Linked DNA regions of Mus musculus: region 1 is linked to region 2. The links are chromatin loops, found by intact Hi-C in ENCODE. Cell type or tissue: left cerebral cortex. All regions are shown on one strand.

What was found. Hi-C counts contacts between places; a loop is a spot of excess contacts. Peaks named below come from ENCODE experiments on the same cell type or tissue, not always from the same donor. Only the 100,000 strongest peaks of a DNase experiment are listed, where the experiment ranks them.
Region 1: a loop joins it to region 2, with 2.6 times the contacts of the local background. A loop is called at or near these places in 2 of 42 quality-filtered maps.

Annotation. Positions count from the first base shown.
Region 1 is chr10:27,650,024-27,655,023 of GRCm38, forward strand. The region is part of intron 1 of Gm30165 (a long non-coding RNA gene); the gene reads right to left. Among named protein-coding and RNA genes, the nearest start is that of Gm30165, 19 kb to the right of the region's middle. In left cerebral cortex, no CTCF peak of the experiment used is centred here; DNase peaks (open chromatin) are centred at 2,846, 3,070, 3,267, 3,621 and 2 more places; H3K27ac peaks cover 1,031 bases.
Region 2 is chr10:27,380,657-27,385,656 of GRCm38, forward strand. The region is part of intron 4 of Lama2 (laminin, alpha 2); the gene reads right to left. Among named protein-coding and RNA genes, the nearest start is that of 4930579H20Rik, 6.7 kb to the right of the region's middle. In left cerebral cortex, a CTCF peak has its summit at 2,372; DNase peaks (open chromatin) are centred at 2,422, 3,421 and 4,209; H3K27ac peaks cover 2,430 bases.

The sequences.
Region 1 (5,000 bases), 270 kb after region 2:
GCTTGCAGACAGGAGCCTTACATAACTGGCCTCTGAGAGCCTCCACCCAGCAGCTGATTGATACAGATGCATAGACCCACAGCCAGTGAATAAATGAAGCTCAGGTACTCATTGAAAATATGGGGGAAGGATTGAGGGACCAGAAGGAATAGGAACTCCACAGGAAGATCAGCAGAGTCAACTAACCTGGACCTTTGAGGGCTCTTAAAGACACATGGGCTGGACCTGGACCCTAGAACATATGAAGCAAATGTGCAGCTCGGTCTTCATGTGGTTCCCCAATAACCAGAGTGGTGCTATCTCTAGAGCTAGTGCCTGTCTGTGCAATCCTCTCCCTTAATTGGGCTGCTTTGTCTGGCCTCAGTGGGAAAGGATGTACTCAGCCCTGCAGAAACTTGATGCGCCAGTGTAGGGGATAGCCAGGTGGGCCTCCACCCTCTCAAAGGAGAAGTGGAGTGAGAAGAGGAGAGGGGAAGGAACTTTTTGAGGGGGGACTGGGACCCTTTTTTCAGGAGGTAAAAATTGAAATATCCGTGACATGTTTTACACTTTCAAAGTATTTCTATAAATGTAAATAGCAATCACCTCTCCTCAGCTCATATTAACAGTTTTGAAAGCTGGGGTGACCTAGTTTAACTGTGGTGTTATCCATACCACCTGCTCCACCTCCAAGGGACACACGAGATGGCAATATCAAGGTAGCTTGGAATTAGAATTCTCAGAATCAGAAAAGAAAAAAAATCACCATTTGAGGAGATTTCCCCCCCCCAAAATTTTTATCCAAATTTTTATTATTACTAATTATTATTATTATTATTATTATTATAGAAATCACTAATTTATTTAAAGCCCATTTCTCAAAATTTGCCAATACATGATTTTTAAAAACCAATGATTACAAAAAAATGTATTAAGCAAAAATAATTCATTATTTTTCTCAAGGATAACTTCTTCAATCATTTCATATACTATAGGATGGAATTGTACTCATTTTATTTATGTGATATGATATTTAAATATATAAGTATTGAGAAGTCTGATCTTTACAAACACCATTATTATTTAGTTTTATATATATATATATATGTGTGTGTGTGTGTGTGTGTGTATTTACATATATACACAATATGTTCTAATAATAACAGTTATCATTTATGTTTTAAAATCTTTGGCCAAGAAAAAAATATTTTTTCACAATTCTTGAGAATAAATTTTGCAAATCTAGTAGATATTATTCCTCATTTTAGAAATAAAAAATTAAAGTTTGTGGGAATTCATTACCTTGGTCAAAGTAAACAGTCAGGAGAAAGTTAAGACTTCCACACCTACGCTTCCGGTTCAAGTCCACATGATACATTACTTCATGATTCTTTCCTATTCCAATATAAAATTTAACAAAACAAAAACAAAGGAAATACGATATACAAATATTTGAAGCTATAAAAAGAAAAAGAACTGGAATTAAATATTGCAACTAAGTAATCTAATTATTAGCAACACTAACTTGTGTCTTAAGCAAATGATATTTTGGAGGTAATGAATTACAGGGTTTATCAATGTTTAAGACCAATCATAATATGTACCATTTTTTAAAGCAGAGAAACTAGGAGGAGTTAGGAATAAGTCAATAAGAAGGTGAACTTTTTGTTATTTTTATTATTCTAAAACTATTTTGATAAATGAAGTAGAAGTGATTTACAAAGCTACTTTTACAGTTTTATGTTTATTGTATATAAGTATTTGACAATTTCCAAGTAACAAGGACTCAGTTTACTTTGTCACAAAACATAGTTCATGATGTCACAATGTCCTGCAATCCAATCCAATTATATTGACTGAGTACCAGCAATCTACCTTGGCACTTGTGGGAACAGAAGAGCTCTTTCCAGGGATAGAAGGATGTTGCCACCCTGGAGGAAGTCACCTTTCCATAAGGAGTCTTTTCAACAGTGTAGAACACAGTAGATCCTGTCTATACAGTGTAGCATGGGTAACACTGGCCCATGAGTGACAGTGCTCCTTTCATTGCAATAGTTTATCTCACTAAACCATGAAGCTCATAATCCTAATCCCTGGCAGTCATGAGTTTTAATTCAGTCTGACTGGCCAAGGCATGATGTACTGAGCTTTCATTCTCCCATCTTCCTGGCTCCTTTGCCTACCAGTTGTGATAACTGCAGCGACCCCAGACCCAACCCCCAACCCCCAACAGCTCCTGTCTTTTTTGACATCCATGGAACGTATGCTGATCTTTGGACTTGCATGGGAAACACTTTTACTCAACTTTCTGGTCCAAGTCATGGTTCTAATGAGTAAAGAAGTAATGTTCTATTAGATTTCCCTTAAAAACTCCAAGGGAACAGGGTGAGGAAGCACTGAGAATTGTAGAATGTTAATGGCTGTTTTAGCTCACTGTAGCAAGTTGGATTATCTCTTTTTATGATTTCTTTTTATTTCAAAATTGACTTAATTAGTAAATTCTTAATGGCATACTTCACAGTCTCTTGACTCATAATTTTATTTCAACTGTTAGATCCAGCTGTACAGAGGTATAAAAACAGTGTCTAGTTTCAGTGTGTTTGCTCTTGATTGCTCTCTCCTCCCCTCCCCTCCCCTCCCCTCTCCTCTCCTCTCCTCCTCTCCTCTCTCCTTAAAAGGGATTCTCTGTTGTTTCATTATTGAGTTGTCAGCAACAATCCATTGAGCCTTTGAAATACTGGAGCAAACAGCAGTAGGGGACAGTTAGCATTAAGGGATGGGGGTGGGGAAGTTGGAATAGCTTTCTCACTCAGTCTGTAATGGAACTTGATCTAGGATTTTACAGTGATCGGCTCAGTAACCACCCTTGGGGTATGTTTCATTCTGTCCAGTTCTCTATTCCTGTCCCTTGGGGTGACATAGCAAAATCAGCTGTCTAGACACAAACTCCAGGCACTGGCTCTGTTTCGAGAGTGAGTTTGATGGAATAAAAGGGAAATTAAATTACAAACTAGAACAGATTTTTTACATACCAGACAAATCAGTTAAAATGCTCTGACAGGCGAGTTCTCTGGGAAGCAGACTGTAAAATCATAGGAGCCTCACTGGGTGGGAATGCCTGCCAGAGATAAAAGCTGAACGAACTAGGGTGTGGCAGAAGGCACTAGGTCACCCTGGAGCTCTCACACTTAGGAAAAGGGCATAGGAAGAGTGATCTGCCAACACTGCATCAAAATCTACTGGGAACCCAGTGTCTGTTTTTTGCCAGATGACCGAGACCGATATCCATGCATGATTCCGTAGATAAGCATAGCGTTTTGGAGGGGGAGGGGCATGCCTTACTGTATATTTAATTAACCTCAAATAGCACTTAGAGATCATACTAGTTGTCAAACTGATCTCACCAAGTATCTCTAGTGTCTTCCACTAAGAATTTCTAGCCCCATGCCATTTCAAAACGACAACCAGATGAAAGATGTTGAGGGCACAGCTGAAGCCTCAGACCCGAGGAGCTGTGGGAAAGCCCAAGAGGAACGCTTCAGTTTGCTTGCAGCTCTCCACAGCTTTTGAGAGATTGTTTTTCTGTCTTTGAACAACCTTATAACTAGAGAGGTCGTTTAGGGGATGTCTCATGGGAATAACCACCACGGACATTCTTCTAGAAAAAATGACTGTCTCACCTTGCATGCCACCACCCAGGGAGAAACAGTTGTCATGCTGGGTACAAGTACAAAACACCGTGTTCCAAGTTACCTTCTGTGACATTATACTACCCACCTGAAAATGTGAAAAAAAGTCAGTAAACCTGCAATCAATCAGATACAGGGTTCTTTTTGTTACTCAGAATAGCAAAACCTTCTGCAAACAGGCATGGAGAAACAATCCTCTAATGTCTATACTCAGAAAGTTGAGGCAGAACAATTGTTAGGATTTACAGACTATCAGGAGCCACATAACAAGCTCTAGCCTAGCTTGGATTACCTAGCACACACATACACATCTCAAAGAACTTTAAAATCATTCAATAAATCTCTTATGAATGATAGGTCTATCTAAATAGTTCAACATTCTGTACAAAATTTTATGAAGCATATACCTTGTTCAGTATACTCACCTATTGTTTCTACCTTTATTGTACATAAAGGTTCCACCAGTACATTTTGTTATTTTATAATACAAACTAACTATCAGCCATCAGACAGTGTCAAGTAAGGCCTAAGCTAGAGAAAAGTCTATACTTAGTTGGTACATTTATATATAACACAGCAGAACCTAAGCAGTTATTTATGATCGCTACTTCACTAATTCTCAGAATAAGCCTGTGAAGTCATGAGTACAGGGTGTGACTGCTCCATTTTTTGTGTGTGTTCAGTTATAGACCTAGAACATTCCTGTGACTGGGGGTTTGCCATGTCGCATGAGCTGGTGATGAGTAACACGTATTAATCAGCAATCTGCAGCAGATTCTTTCAAAAGCTTCTCGGTCTCATTTTATGACAGGAGGAACCTGTAGACACAGGCTGAGAAAATTACTAAGGGCAGATGGAAATAGAATGTCAGGAAGAAGGCCATGTGGGGTGAACAAGATAACCACTACACTACAGAAATGAATCCAAGAAGAAGGTTGTAGAGGTCTTCCAGGGAAGCCTAATAAAGAAGTGCTGCCAAAACTGAGTAAAGCAATGTATAGTATATGTATGTATGGCATATACATGGTACATATATTTGTATGTGGGCACATGGATGTGTGGGTGTATGGGTATGTGAGTGCATATGATAAGCCACGTAAGCCACATTTGAGACACTAACCCTAGAACTCACTAATTCAGCAAGACTGTTAGTCCAGGGGCTCTCTATTGGATCCTCCTATCTTTACCTCCCCTAAACTTGGATTTGAAGTATACACTACAACACTCAGCTTTATACATAGGTGCTGGGGACCCAACTAAATCCTCATCCTTGTGACTGAGTCATCTCGACAGGCCCTGGTATGAGCATTTAGAACTGTCTCACAGACCTAA
Region 2 (5,000 bases):
GCTTTTCATGCCCCGCTCAGTTTCAGTAAATAATCACCCCTTCAGGTACTTCCCACCGACAATATAGAATCATTAGAGACTTCCTCTTTTTCTTTCATCCCGGGTCAAATTTATCTGGAAATATCATTGGCTTAATTTTAAATATATGCAGTTGCCAACTGCTATCCATCACTTGATTGGAACCATCATGGACCACATTCTCATTATCCGTCCTCCTCTAAACCTGAGGCATTACTGAGGAGTTCTGTGTCCTCTACAGTGTTAATCCCAAGTCATAAGAAAACTCTGGAGTTTATCTTTAAAGTAATGTAATACAAAGTACAGTGCCTAGTCGCTGGCAAAAAAAAAAAAATAAGGGTTGATTTAAAATTTCTGGATGAATAAAGTTAATGAAAGTTCCAAATACTTAGTAAATTCAACTAATTTTCTATCTAAAAAGAAACTTTTTAGGTTGGTTGATGAGCTATTTTTCAATTAATATAAAGTATACTGTTTTCACAGAAATCAAATTAAGTTTAATAACCTTTCATATCCTTTTATTTCTGAGTATTTTACGTTAAGTTGATTTAAATAAACCTTATATATTAATTCTAACCCATTATTCCCTTTCATCTTAGTTTGGAAATCATGTTAACATGACTTCAATATAAGTAAATTTTATTACATTTTAGTTTCTTTTTGATATACTATTTTTTTCATTGGAGACTAACACATAAATGTGATTTTAGAAAAACATGATATTGTATTTGAATATAGGAACTATTCACCTTAACTTACTCAACCAGAAAAGATCTCGTCCATGGTTAATCCCGTTTTGTTAATAAGTCATTGAGAAATTATTAAATGTGTCATCACAAAGGAACAATTTTCTGTTGAGAAAAATATTAAGATCTGCTTATACAATTGCATATGTTCCTCCTTGAGTCTTAATACTTCTTTTAAGCCGAGTTAGAAATATTTCCTTTATAGCATATAGCATACTCCCTTGATCTAGAGAACATTTGGTAACCATGCCACTTCATTCATCCGGAACCTCAACAGGGATAAACACTCCTGCACGGTTGATGATTCAGAGTTGATTAGAGAGTGATACTTTAAAGATGGCATGCCAAAGACTGTGTGGACCTGATGTCTTCACACACACCCTATTCCCAAACTGCAGGAAGATGTTAGCCTAGTGAACTGTTTACCACATATTACTGCACCGTAGACAACTCCATGCTTCAGCTTCCTCTCAACACTTCTTTACCATCCCATACCAGGTATTTTATTCTGAACATATACTTTGTTTCAATTGCCCTAAAACTGATATTGTTTTTCTCTTGTTCTTTTGAGTTACAATTGGAGCATTTGTCTTTCCTGGATGAAAGCTTTGCCTGTCATAGGAATTTAAACAAATTATTCACCGTTGGATAGATTATCATTAATAAGTTGAAACATAATAAGAAAACTAGCTATCTGCAGGGGATATTTGTCATAATCATCTCTTCTTCTTATTTCTCTATTCACCTAGTGAAAATCAAAATCCTGGGTCTAAATGTATACATGATTTATCATCAGCTGGTTAAAGAAATATTCTTTGTCCATCATTTTGAAATAGGCTAAAATGAGACTCTTGTTATTTTTCTCTCCATACAAAAATATATTTCATGGGGCAGTGGCTTCTATGTTCCATAGAACTAAAGAGCACACAGAAATCCTAAATTTTAAGATAGCCCATGGGCAGACTTAAAGTCTCAGCTGCTTTCGGAGTTTTAGTTTTTTGAAAGTCTAGATGCTGAGATTTTTCTGGTTTTCGGAGTCTGCCTTGTGGTCTTCTTGGTTTCAACAACTCAAAGCAATCCAGTAAAGCTTTATTTCTAAGTCCTCTGTTAAACATGTGCTTTATTAACTTTCATCTAAACATGCCCTGATAGGTAACCTGTAATCCATCATAATTAAATAAAAGAGCATATGACTCCTACTGGTCTTGATGTATGAGAAGGATGCTGACCACTAAGTGCCAGAAATGTTCAAAAGCAGTAAAATCATTACTTAATGTCCACCACACCATTTCCTCTGATTTCTAACTCTGAAAGGTCTGATCGATACAAGTTTCCTTTACATACTGTATTCTCAGTACTTTTAAAGTAATAAAACAATAACCTAAGGAGAAACTATTTTATTGGCCATTGTGTTTTTCTTTATGCAGTTCTGTAATATTTGCATGGATACAAAAGGACTTGTCAAAATAGGTTTTCTCAGTCTCTTTGGAGAGCTTCTCATTTATATTTTATCAAATGCAAATGTCATTGCTAAATCTTTGTGCTGTCAAGCCAACATTATACAGGGATGCAGTCATCACGTGATCTTCACAGCCAGGAAGGAATTCAAAGGGAGCAGTTCCAGAGCAATCCATGAGGGAAAATACCAGCAGGAAGCTCTCTCACTCTCCTCAGACATTTGCATTGCTCCAAATTTTGATTTGGGTGTGACCCAACTCGAGAGAGCTTAAGAAAATAGAATCACTAAGCATCTATTCCACTCCCTTATGAATTTCAGTAGGAACTTACACATGGACACAGTACTGGTTATTGTTACTCAGTAGATGTCAGAAAGCATGATCAGAGTGTACTGATGGATGCCACCTTAATTCTGCTAATGCTTCTTGAGAGATATTACTCTTTCTTAAAGAATAGAAGCACTATTGCTGATGCCAAGAAGAGCTTGCTGACAGGAGTCTGGTATAGATCTCTCCTGGGAGGCTCTGCCAATATAGAAGCTGATGCACACAGCCAAACATTACATCAGACAACACAGGGACCCCAGTGGAGGAGTTAGGGCAAGGACTGTAGGAGTTGAAGGGGTTTGCAACCTCATAGGAAGAACAACAATATCAACCAACCAGACCCCCCAACATTCCCAGGGACTAAACCACCAACCACAGAGTACACATGGGGAAACCAATGGCTCCAGCTAGATATATAGCAGAAGATTGCTTTATCTGGCATAAATGGGAGGGGAGGTCCTTGGTCCTGTGGAGGTTCAATGGCCCAGGGTGGGGAAAGGGGGTAGGGGTGTTGTGGAGGGGAAACTGGTAAGTTGGATAACTGTTTAAAAGAAAATAAATGAAATTACCAATAAGAATGTGAAAAAGAATAAAAACACTGGATTTTAGGCAATTATGTCTAATTATAGCTGAGGCACCTCCTAATTCTATTCTGACTCACTTATCAGCCTATTACACTATCAAACAAATCACTGGTTCAATAAGCATCCCTTCAATAAATAACATCTGGTCATGTAGATACAACTGGAAGACTTATAGTGGCAGAAAGCTACTGCTGATGAGTCTCTTGCATGCATCTGTTCCCCATTTTGTCATAAGACGTGCTTCCATCAAGTGTGACTAAGACAATGTATTACTTCCATTCCCTTTTTATGCCTCACCCGTGATTCTTCAGATTCTTTTTATGGTTCTTGTTTCCCATAATAGGGCTTGCCCCTCCAATCTTATGTATTGAGGTGAAATTATTATTATGCCCGTGTCCTACTCAGACATCACTGGAGAAGACTGAGAACAGATTTCCTGAAAGGGGACAGGCTTAAGGCAGAGTAGACTAAGGAAGATCACCAAGTCATGGGAAAGTTCCATACTCAGTAGTCCATCTAACACTGATCATATCAATACAGACTCTTCTGGTTTATAGAAGCTAGATTTTGAGAAAATTGTAACCATAACTATCTATTTCTTGGAGTCGATGAATGAATCGTTATTATCCAGGAATAATACAAATTCTACCTTTTGTATTAATTTCAAGTTTTTACAAATTTTTATTAATTTTAGCATAAACAAAATTTGTGAGGAAAGTTTTGTTATGTAAGTATTTTATTAAGTGAGAACAGTGGTATGCAAAGCAATTGACACTTTGTGAAAGCTCTACAGGGTTAAAGCACTAAAACTTTGAGCTATAGGGAGATTAAAAAATGTTCATACTCAAACAGCTGTGAAATTAATATGGTTTTCTAAAATATGAAGCTGTAAATTAGAGGAAGTCCTGAATACAGGGAGTGTTCCGTGACCTACATCGCTAGCACAGAACAATTCATACCCTCAAAAGCCACATAATAGCACAAAGGAAGTCTAATGCATCATTTTTCTGTTTTGTTTTCAGTCCCTGTGTGGGCACACTTGTTTAAAATTAAAATCTTGGAGCAGGCGGTGCAGATAGTGAGCCAGATCCTGTGTCATTCTGTTGGAATAAAGCCTGCATGTGTGTCTAAAGGAGAAATCCAGTCTCCCTCAGCCCTTGTTGTCTGATTCAAAGCCTCCTCAGAAAGTATGTTTGGACCTCAAAAGCGTGCAAATTAAAATTTATATTAATATGTTGTTTTGATGTAGCATTTTGTGATGACCACTGATAGACTCAACTAATTAAGAGTCGGCCATTGTAGACATACAAAAAGATCCCTCTAAAATAGCAAGACATAAGAGACTAAATCACAATATAAAAAGATACTGATATTTAGAGACAATTTGGGATATGGCTCTACAAATCTGAGCATGCTCCTTCGGCTCACTCTACTGATGACTCCGGTATTGTGTGTCTGCAAACTAGGATTCACCATCCCACCCTGACTTTTTTGCTCATCCCTTGTTTGACCACTTTTCTCCTCTTATTCTACTTTCACATTATCAACTTTGTGTAGTACTTTCTGTACCTTATTTATTGTTTAATCTAAGTGTTATTTAGCAATTTCCTCTAAGATAAGCCCTTCATCTTGTAGGAAGGCATGTTAAAAGAGGTGAAACTAAGGGATGCTCTAAGTCAGTCTGAGTAGCAACCCCCTTTGAGGTTGACTGACCCATATACAGGGGTTACCTATCAGATGACCTACTTATCAGATGTTTACAGTATGATTCATAACAGTACAAAATTACAGCTAAGAAATAGCAACCAAAATAATTTTATAGTTGGTAGTCACCACAACATGAGGAACTGTATCGAAAAGTTGCAGTA